Regions from separate parts of the Homo sapiens genome. Here regions 2 and 3 are each linked to region 1. The links are chromatin contacts, found by Hi-C or POLR2A ChIA-PET in ENCODE. All regions are on one chromosome and are shown on one strand. The core of a region is the stretch at or near the end of the contact, and the rest is flanking DNA. Distances in the headings are between cores, read along the strand shown.

Region 1 (3,288 bases), core at 789-3,288:
TAGATTAGATTATGTAAATTTGGTAGGAAGTGTTTTGTGTTCTTCTCAGTGCATCAGGAGGCATATAATGTTAATTTATTTTTTCTTTGCTTTCCTTTTTCTTTTTCCCTAGAGATAGAGGTCTTCTTATGTGCCCAGGCTGGTCTCGAACTCCTGGGCTGAAGTGATCCTCCTGGCTCAGCCTCCCAAAATGTTGGGATTACAGGTGTGAACCTATAATGTTAATTCATCCCACTATTGGTGGTTTTTTAACTTTTACCACTTGAATAAGATGCTGTTGGCTGAGGATGCTGGACAATTACCCCCTAGCTCCTGGTGTCACCAACTGCACTGGCTGAACCAGCCATGCTAGCCACAGACCCCTGACTGTGACCAAGGGGAATAGGTATACATATTTTTAATTTTCTTGTTATGGATTTATAAGGTAAGAAGGAGAGGGATAAGGATGATAAAGTATATTTAATTTAACATGTTGTTTGTTTCATAACTTCTTTTTTTGGATTTTATTTTTTATAGAGACAGGGGCTCACCAAGTCTCCCAGGCTGGTCCCGAACTCCTGGGTTTAAGTGATCCTCCTGCCTTGGCCTCCCAAAATGCTGGGATTACAGGCCTGAGCCAGCACATCCAGCCTGCTTCATGACTTCTTTCTTTTTTTTTTTTTTTGAGACGGAGTCTCACTGTCGCCAGGCTGGAGTGCAGTGGTGTGATCTCGGCTCACTGCAACCTCTGCCTCCTGGGTTCAAGCGATTCTCCTGTCTCAGTCTCCCGAGTAGCTGGGACTACAGGTGCGTGCCACCATGCCCGGCTGGTTTTTGTATTTTTAGCAGAGATGGGGTTTCACCATGTTGTCCAGGATGGTCTCGATCTCTTGACCTCGCGATCCGCCTGCCTCGGCCTCCCAAAGCGCTGGGATTACAGGCGTGACCCACCGCACCTGGCCTGAGCTACCGTGCCCGGCCCACAACTTCTAAATATTCAGATGAATAGTATGTGGGTCTTCCTATGAACCCTTGCCCTAAAACATGCAGAAGTTAGGAGTCGGCCTGTTTCCAGGCAGACTTTCCTTCCTGATGCTTTTGCCTCCAGTGTAAGCAGGGCCTGACCAAGACATGGAGCACCTTTGGTAGGCTAATAACTTGATAATCCACCAAAATGAAGGTTTTTAAATATTTTCTATAAATACGAATTGAATACCTCTTTCTTTACCCTTTCAAAGGTGGCTCCACAAAAGTAGAATCACACTTCCTGTGAAAAGTGTTTTAAGTTTTCTCCTCTAGAGCTCTGTTGACATCGGCCATAGCGAACTCTGTTTATTTTTCCTATTATATAAGGAATTACAAGTTGGAATCAGAAGTAATTGGCATCCTAATCCTGATTTATTCTAGTGGCAGTGTTTTGGAGTCACTTAACCCTGTCATCCTGGTTGGCCGTCCCTTCTCCCAGCTCTAACGGTGAGCAGCTGATACCCTGCTAGGTGCTGGAGAGTCAGAGGTGGACATCAGGGCCCACCTCGAAAAGTTGACAGTCTGTGGTGGGCTGAAGCCAGTAGAAAGCTGCTGTAGGAAGGCAGAGGAGTGGCCCCTATCCCAGGCTTGGGGCTCTCAGGGAAGGCTTCCTGGGGGTGAGATGGGAGGGTGGGTCCATATGCTCTTGGACCAGAATGAGTAGCCCAGAGAAGGCAAGAGGGCTCCCAAGCAAACTTGTCCTATTTAATTTTTTTTTTTTTTCCTGCTTAGAAAAGCAAAATGCGTTATGAACAAAACAAAACAAAACAAAACAAAACAAAACAAAACAAAACAAAACAAAACGCTGTAGCAAAGAAAGCGAAAGGCTCCAGTAATCCTCCCTGCTCCTCCTCACCGCACGGATCCTGTGAGATACCCCGAGCATTGGAACCTGGAGAGCTTGGGCAGGCATTCACCCTCCTTCCAGCAGGGGGCGGAACGTAAAACGCCTTGTGGCCGACGCCCTCTCTCTTTCACACGTCACTGGCGTGACCGTCCGCGCTACATACTGCGCCTGCGCAAGGGCTGTGGCCCTTTTCCCACCCCCTAGCGCCGCTGGGCCTGCAGGTCTCTGTCGAGCAGCGGACGCCGGTCTCTGTTCCGCAGGATGGTGAGTGGATGCCTCGGTCTCGGGGCTTTAGATGCATGGAGGTTCCCTTTTCTTGCCCGTATGCCAGCCTAGGGCCCGTCTCGCGCGTCGCAGGGGCCGGATGGCGTTAGATTGCTAGCTCTGACTTGGTCGAGGTGCAGTTCCCAGCGTGGCCTTAAATGGCTGCCGCCCGGTGCGCGAACTTGGGGGGAGGGGTTGGCGAAGAAGGGTTGCGTGAGCTTGGACGGCGGATTGGGGAGAAGGGTGAGTTTAGTAGACAGCCTGAGTGCGGATACTGCCGTCTAGTGTGAGGGGGCGCTGGCAAGCGGCCGGGCGTGAGAGGTCGCAAGCAGTCGACCTCAGCCTAGCTGGGGAACGCCAGAATGGAGGGGGGCTGCAGGTCCTCGGGTCCCACTCGACCTCCGAGTACCGAGTACTTCGTGGGTTTTCCAGGAGAATGTCGGAGCCGGCAAGTCTTAGATTTAGGAAGCTTGTGCCCGTGGGCTGAGCAAGTGGCTTTTAAGCCAAAATTGTCAGTGGAGCTTGGAGGCCGAGGGGTCCCTGGGCCCCGGAAGCTCCTTTAACATGGAATACGTGCCTCCTGCCTCTTCCTCTAGAGTCCGTCGCCGGATGAGTTTTTAATTATTGGGGTAGGGCCCCAAGGGTGGGATGAAATGTTGCTTTAGCTGATGGGGAACAGTGCTGTTTTAGTGGGGGAATTACTGCTGAATGTGCTCTTGCCCAGTTAAGCTTTGTGGCAGGTAATTTAGGCTTTTGAAAAACATAACATGGGAAGCGAGAGAGGTACGTAGTTGTTATTTGAGGCTAGGTTTTCGAAGTGGGACATAGCGTGTTCCGAACAAACCGACGTTTGGCATCACTGATTGCTGTCTGGAGCAGTGCTTCGCAAAAGTTTGGCACAATTACCGGTGCTGGTCCTTGAAGAAACAAATATGGAAATTGAAAGCGTTTAAAACCTTTTGAAAGCAATATAACAATAATTTTATACCTGTTAAATGTAATAAATTGGGGCCTGCATTTTGTATGTTTCTTTTATTCCATATTTCTCTAAGGATTCATTTTTATTGTTTTATGAAACTACTAGTCTGTGACATGGAAGGTAGAGGAAAAAGATTCTTGACCCTAGTTGCTTGTGAAACCTGGGATTCTACAAGTGACAGTTGTCTGTTTAC
Region 2 (3,106 bases), core at 557-3,056, 880 kb after region 1:
TAATTAAATAAAACAGTGAAAACTATTCAGAAAGGGATCAAATGCAGTAGATATGCAAAATCCGCATTAAATAATTATGCTTTAAAATAATAATAATAGGCCGGGCATGGTGGCTCATGCCTGTAATCCCAGCACTTTGGGAGGCCAAGGTGGGCAGATCACTTGAGGTCAGGAGTTCAAGACCAGCCTGGCCAACATGGTGAAACCTCATCTCTAAAAATACAAAAATTAGCCAGGTGTGGTGGCGCGTGCCTGTAATCCCAGCTACTCAGGAGGCTGAGGCAGGAGAATCGCTTGAACCCAGGAGGCAGAGGTTGCAGTGAGCTGAGATCGCACCACTGCACTCCAGTCTGGGTGATAGAGTGAGACTCAGTCTCAATAAATAAATAAATAATAATAATAGCTCTGACGGTCCCCAAGCCTGGATCATTCAGGATGTTTTCTAGGCTGAAGCTGGACATTAGATCAAAAAGAAAACAACGTAATATTAAATGCTTGTATGGATATGGTGTACTATCTTTCTTCTGGAAATAATCAAAAGCTAACTACACCAACACAGCCAGACTTCAATCTAACCTAAACAACAGATGACCCACATACACAAAATAAACAACGAGGTAAATAGCAGTGTGTAAAAGCAATGGATCTGACAGGTTTTGCAAGGTGGTAAGCCGAGGGGGCGGCTCAAAAGTTGCCAGCATAGACAGGAGGGGAGGGGTGCGGGAGGGTTCCTCTAGCCATTGAGTCAGAGGTTTCAAGAAGGAAATGGAACTTCGCAGACTGCTACAATAAAGGAAGGAGATAACCATATCCTTCTACTGCTCACTTATATAGAACCTGAATAGAGAAAAGAGTAAGTTGAGAACTTCTGAACCATGACCTTCAGTAATGGGCCAACTGCTCTACTCTGACACCAGGCCACTTCTCATCCTGCTTCAGGGTCTCACAGAACAATTAAACCCCTAAGCACCTTGCCTCCGGCCTCTGGCAGATGGGACTGATGTTAAGCTAAACCCACAGGAGGTAGGATGAGTCCAAAAACCATCTTAACTTTGTTTCCAAGGGGCCTTTTTTGGTTTTGCCTGTTTTTCTCTCTTTCTCCCTCATCATCTCACATAGCTAATCCAACCAACAGTGTGGACACTTTACAAATTGTCATAATCTTTTCTGTCCCCATATTTTTGTCCATAAGTTCTCTCCCCAGTGTCCCATTACTCTCAGAAAAGGAGAAGATCTTTGGGAGAAAATAAACATATTAGTAGCAAATTCTAGAACTGTACTGGCTGAATAAAACTTTGGGCTCACAGAAACCGGTTTCAGTTCACTCTTCAATCTTTTCAAATGTCACCACCATAGAGTCCCCTATATAACTTACCCTATTCACCACCACATCATATCTACAAAAAAAGACCATCTCAATAATCCCCCAAACACCTGAATTGGCTGGAGTTGCTTCTTTCTTTCCAAAGAACAATGGGGTCCTTGGGGCTCCTTTGCCCCGCCAGGGCTGTGCCAAGGACACAGGCAGGAGGAGGTTGGCAGGCTGTTTTATTTTTTAGCAAGCACTGGCAGTACTTAGAGCATTCAGATGATTTCTGTTGATGCTCGTGGGGATCAGCTTCTAAGCTTCGGGCTTGCAAAAACAGGGCTCACAACTTTCATATCAGGAGAGTCGATTGCACATGTGAAGAGGCCAATTAAAAAAAAATCACAAGGAGAAGTGCTGCGATAAGCTAAGTAGGCTTTGTTCTGTTTGGAAAAGGGAGGGCCTGGGAGCCCCGATGAAGTCAGAGCTTTTCCCCTCCCAAGGGCATCTGTTTCCAGGCTGCAAAAGAGAAGAACGAGGGGGAGTCCACAGGCTGCAGGGCAGCAGAGCAGCGTGCTCATGACTGCTCAGGCACATCTGATAACAGCAGGCCTTCCTGGAGGTGGGCACATTCTCCTCCTCTGACCCTGAGTTGGAGAGGTGACACTGATTTACAGCTGCATCTCTTCTTCTTCCTGTCCCTCCAAGCCAGCCTGCGGTCTGTTCAAAGCACACTCAAGGGAAAGAGAGACCAATGAATCTGCCCAATTGGGAAGTGGTTTTGAGCAAGCACTGATGTTCTGACAACACACTCTGTCTTCAGATTGGTCCCTTGCCCTTCAGTGAAGTGGGTCTTGATCTGTACAGGTGTTGGCCAGGGGCTCCAGGACACAGAGCCTTCTCTCTTAGTGTGGGTGACCCTGTATAAGGATGTCTTACTGGCATTAGATTAGGATTGACATTAGTGAATGCTCAGCAGGCAGTCCCCCTTGATTGTCCTTGGAACAGCAAGAAGGAGGGAGGGGAATATCTCCTAGACTAGAGATGGGAAGAGAAAAAGGAAGGCTGTTTAATGGAAAACTGTTGTAGTTTTTAAAAATTGTATTTACAATCTATAGGATTGTAGATTGGGAAAAAAGTCTTTATCTGATCAACTCAACCGTCCTATATTAGGACTAGGGCTTTGCTGCTATAACATAATCATGGTGGAATGTATCTCCTTGATGGATCATCATGTAATTTTTTCATATCTCTATCTTAAATATATATTTTTAAAAGAAAAATAGAAATTATCTTTCTATAATCAATTCATGAAATGAATGGGCCTGTTCGATGCTGTGTTTATTTTGCTTTTCTGCAAAGTTGTTTTGGGGAACATTCCATATCTTTAGATTCTTTGTCACTTAGAGAAAAAAGATTAGGCCAGTTGGACGAAATCCATGAGAGAATGAAATATGAGTTCAAGTGTCCTAGTCTCTGTAAAACAGTATAAACTCACTCCCGGTGGATAGGGGGTGGGAAGCTGGGAAGCTGGGAACCAAGAAAGGCTGATCAAGAAGTGGGCTCCCTCCCTGGACCTGTACCCCTTGTTTCTGGCTTTGCCCCTGCTGGAGGGACCAGTCCTGACCAGTCAGGGAAGCACAGCTCTCTGCTGGGCCTGGCTGCCTGGCATGGCTGGAGCTGGAGAAGCCTTACCCATACCATGCTGGATGTTTGCTACGTCTCCCTTTGCCTCTTCCCTTGGAGACCTTGAAGGGCACCTTTGAGTAGGGAAAACTAAAAACCCAAAGTTACTAATTT
Region 3 (3,212 bases), core at 353-2,852, 950 kb before region 1:
ACAAATCGGCCTGCACTTGCCGCTCTCCGCTGAGGAAGGAAGGTAGCTTTGGAGTCAGAACTAACAGAAAGTTATGTATGATCTTGGACAAGTAACTTAACCTCTAGTGTCTTATCTGTAAAATAGGGTTATTAATAGTGCTTTTCCCATAGAGATGCTGTGAGGATTAAGTGCACACAGTATGGGCTTAGAAAACGTTAGCTGTTATTATTATCCAAAAGAAACAACTGAGTTCACACTGAAGTAACTGTTTGCACTCTGCATTCAGGAAGAAGAAACGGTCTTGACGTGTGTTTTTACTACCTGTGGAGACTTCTCCCAAACCGCTCACTTCTTCGGAAGGACATAAAACTCAGAATACGCCTGGTTCCCCAGCACAGCCTGTCACTCCTACTATCCTCTGCCCTCGCCGCTCCTATCCTGCCACCGCAGGGCTAGCGGCAAGCAGCGCTAACCTCCGTGCGGTGCTTACTCGGTGCCAAGCACTGTTGTAGCACCTCACACACATTAAATCATTAGATGCTCACAGCAACTTTACGGGGCAAGTACTACTATCCTCACTTCACAGCTAGGGAAATGGAACGGTTTTCTTCTTCCAGCTTTTCGTGAGGACACCAAATCCACTAAGTTCTACTTTGCCAAGGTAATTCATGCTTGACACGTCGGCTCCTGACACTATGCGATTCTGCAAAGCGGGGCAAATGCCCTAATAAGATCAAGTCTGCAAGCAGATTCTTCTAGCGACAGTCCAAGATTTCCAAGTTTGTCCTAACCAAATGAATACAAGAAGAGAGCCTTCAAAATAAACCGGGGCGGGGGGGGGCCGAGCTGCAGCTTGCGGCTCAGCCCGCAAGGCACCCTGAGGGCGCGGCCAGCGGGGAACGCAAACCGCGTCCGTGCACGAGTCCGGGAGCCACAGCCTGGGCCACGGCAATTGACTGCGAACCCACAACAAACCATTCCCACCGAAGCTGTCACGCGCCCGGAGGGAAGTGGCCGCCGCGCCCCGCAGGGGTCAGAAGGACCCGCGGAGAGGAAGAGTGAGGGCGGGCGTGGAGAATTCCTCCCCAGCACTGCGCATCGCCGGGGGCACTGCCTGCCCCGTGCGGCCGCTGCCCACGCACCGCTGGCCACCGGTGCCTGCTCCCCGGAGGGTAAACACCGCCCCACCAGCGCCTCCCTCCCAAGGCCGGAGGTCCTGGCGGCTGGAGCGACCCTGGCCGGTAAGTAGGCACTGGCAGCCCGCGCCGCGCCGACGGGCACCCGCGCAGCCTGCAGAGCCCACAGCCCGGGCGGGCTGCAGCGCCGCGGGGCTGGGCCGGCACGTACCTCGGAGGCGGTGTGTCCAGCGGAGATCCACCCGCAGCAAGTTGGAGGAAAGCGGCGGCAAGTTTCCCCGCCCAGCGCTCGGCGGCGGCGAGCTCCGGCAGCTGCTGCGCCGCGGCAAAACTACGCCATCCGGACCCGCTGGGGACTCTCACCTCCTGCAGGGAGCTCCGGGAATCGCGCAGGGAAAGTGGCCGGGGCGCGAGAGCCGCCGACTGCCCTCCTTCACTCGCTGGGAAGAGGAAAGTGCCGCTCGGCGTCCCCGAAACCCTCGATTACCCCCATCAGGCCGACCCGGCGCACTCGCCCTCCCTCGCACACACGCGGGCGGGGACGGGCAGGACGCCACAGCAATCAGCGCGCGGGGGGAAGGGCGCTCCTCCGCCGGCCCCACCGGGGGCTCTCGGCCGCCCAGAAACTCCTCCTCCCGCCTCCCGCCTCCCGCCTCCTCTCTCCTCCCCCTTTGCCTCCGCGGCTGATGGATGAGCCCCGAATGCTGCTCGAGCCTGTGCTTCCCTTCGGGACGAGGAGGCCGAGAGAGAAGGGGCTAGGGGCGCGGCCGGGCTCAGCGTGCCCGGGTTGGGGCGGCCCCTGTCCTGGGGGAAGCGCGAGGGAGACGTGGGCACGAGCTGCGGGGACTCGCTCCCTCAAACGAGGTCCTTTGAACTTTCCAGGGCTCCCTGGAAGAGTTGGATTTTCATTTGGTTCCTTGGTCTTTATATAAAAGTTCTGAAACCTCAGATAATCTGATCACAGCCTCTTGCCCTCTCCCCAGCAGAGCTCCCCCATGCACACATTCATTCTGTCCCTGTGCTTTTTCCCAACCTCCGGTCCCGCTTGTTGTCACGCTCTGATGGTGGGCGCCGGCGGAGTCTTGCCTCTTCCCCTCCAGCAGCTGAGACTGCATTACCCAGCCGTTCCCCCTGCTAGCTAAATAAATTAATACAAATAATGGAGCTAGGTCAGCATTACCGGCGTTACCCGGAGGTGGGCGCGATATGAACGACAGTCTCGGCGGGGCAACGTCCTAAGTACCTGTGCCTGTGCGACGTCCTAAGTACCTGTGCCTGTGAAGTACACGCTGCAGAAGTTGAACTGCTGGCACCAGAACACCACTCTGATACTCTTGCTTACACCCAGTTTTTCTTATTAAAAAGTATACTTAAGTAACAGGACATTGTTTTACAAACAGGCAGGTGAAATGACCGTGGACTGACAGGTTTCAAAGACCAGACTTCCAGTCCTGACTACTGTGCGACCTTCCACAAATGGCTAACGGCTAATACCCGTCAAGGCTCAGTTCAAATGAAGGGCTTGGCCTAGAAGGCTTCTTCCAGTTCTAAAGGGCTATGGACCTATGCCTTTTTTTTTTTTTTTTTTTTTTTTTTTGAGATGGAGTCTCGCCCTGTCGCCCAGGCTGGAGTGCAGTGGCACAATCTCAATCTCAGCTCGCTACAACCTCCGCTTCTCAGGCTCAAGCGATTCTCCCACCTCAGCCTCCTGAGTAGCTGGGATTACTGACAAATGCCACCACGCCCAGCTAACTTTTTGTATTTTTTGTAGAGGGGGTTGGCAGGGCGGGGGTCTCACTTAGTTGCCCAGGCTGGTCTCAAACTCCTGAGCTCAAGAGATTCGCCTGCCTTGGCCTCCCAAAGTGCTGGGATTAGAGGCGTTAGCCGCTGCACCTGGCTCAATCCTAGGCTTTTAATATGTTGGAGAGTAGAATGAGGAGGCTTCTTATGACATGTTATTTGGAAAGTTATTGAGAGAACAGGAAATATTTCTCGTCCTCTTCCTCTTGTACCTATAGGCAGAGAATCCACCCAATTGCAGAATTGGAGATTCATTCACAAAGGTCAAATGTCATCAGTCACCTGAATTACTGC

The links. A loop is a pair of places that touch in the nucleus more often than their neighbours do. ChIA-PET counts read pairs that join two places held with the same protein, here RNA polymerase II (POLR2A). Pooled maps may share reads with other maps.
Region 2: a loop to region 1 is called in a map with no recorded cell type, with 5 times the contacts of the local background. The contact joins the enhancer-like site here to the promoter of RPL5 in region 1. A Hi-C loop is called at or near these places in 2 of 37 single-sample maps with no recorded cell type and 4 of 50 pooled maps.
Region 3: a loop to region 1 is called in a pooled map, with 6 times the contacts of the local background. The contact joins the promoter of TGFBR3 here to the promoter of RPL5 in region 1. A Hi-C loop is called at or near these places in 1 of 168 maps with a recorded cell type or tissue (PC-9) and 6 of 50 pooled maps. POLR2A ChIA-PET finds 5 or more read pairs at or near these places in 2 of 52 experiments (both T-cell).

The regions. Positions count from the first base shown.
Region 1 is chr1:92,830,002-92,833,289 of GRCh38, forward strand. RPL5 (ribosomal protein L5) reads left to right here and starts at 2,039. Exons shown (of 8, transcript NM_000969.5): 1 at 2,039-2,116. The coding sequence starts at 2,114. It also overlaps a transcript of DIPK1A not described here. RefSeq lists enhancers at 1,788-1,837, 1,841-2,479, 2,008-2,327, 2,480-3,117.
Region 2 is chr1:93,707,330-93,710,435 of GRCh38, forward strand. It overlaps a transcript of BCAR3 not described here. Among named protein-coding and RNA genes, the nearest start is that of BCAR3, 27 kb to the left of the region's middle. RefSeq lists an enhancer at 503-552 and a silencer at 693-822. Within about 2 kb of position 1,807, at least 11 of the 41 ENCODE cell types and tissues checked have a DNase peak (open chromatin) inside an H3K27ac peak, as active enhancers do.
Region 3 is chr1:91,884,549-91,887,760 of GRCh38, forward strand. It overlaps TGFBR3 (transforming growth factor beta receptor 3), which reads right to left and starts at 1,603. Exons shown (of 17, transcript NM_003243.5): 1 at 1,330-1,603. RefSeq lists enhancers at 411-1,174, 1,175-1,937 and silencers at 1,080-1,289, 1,300-1,379, 1,730-1,869.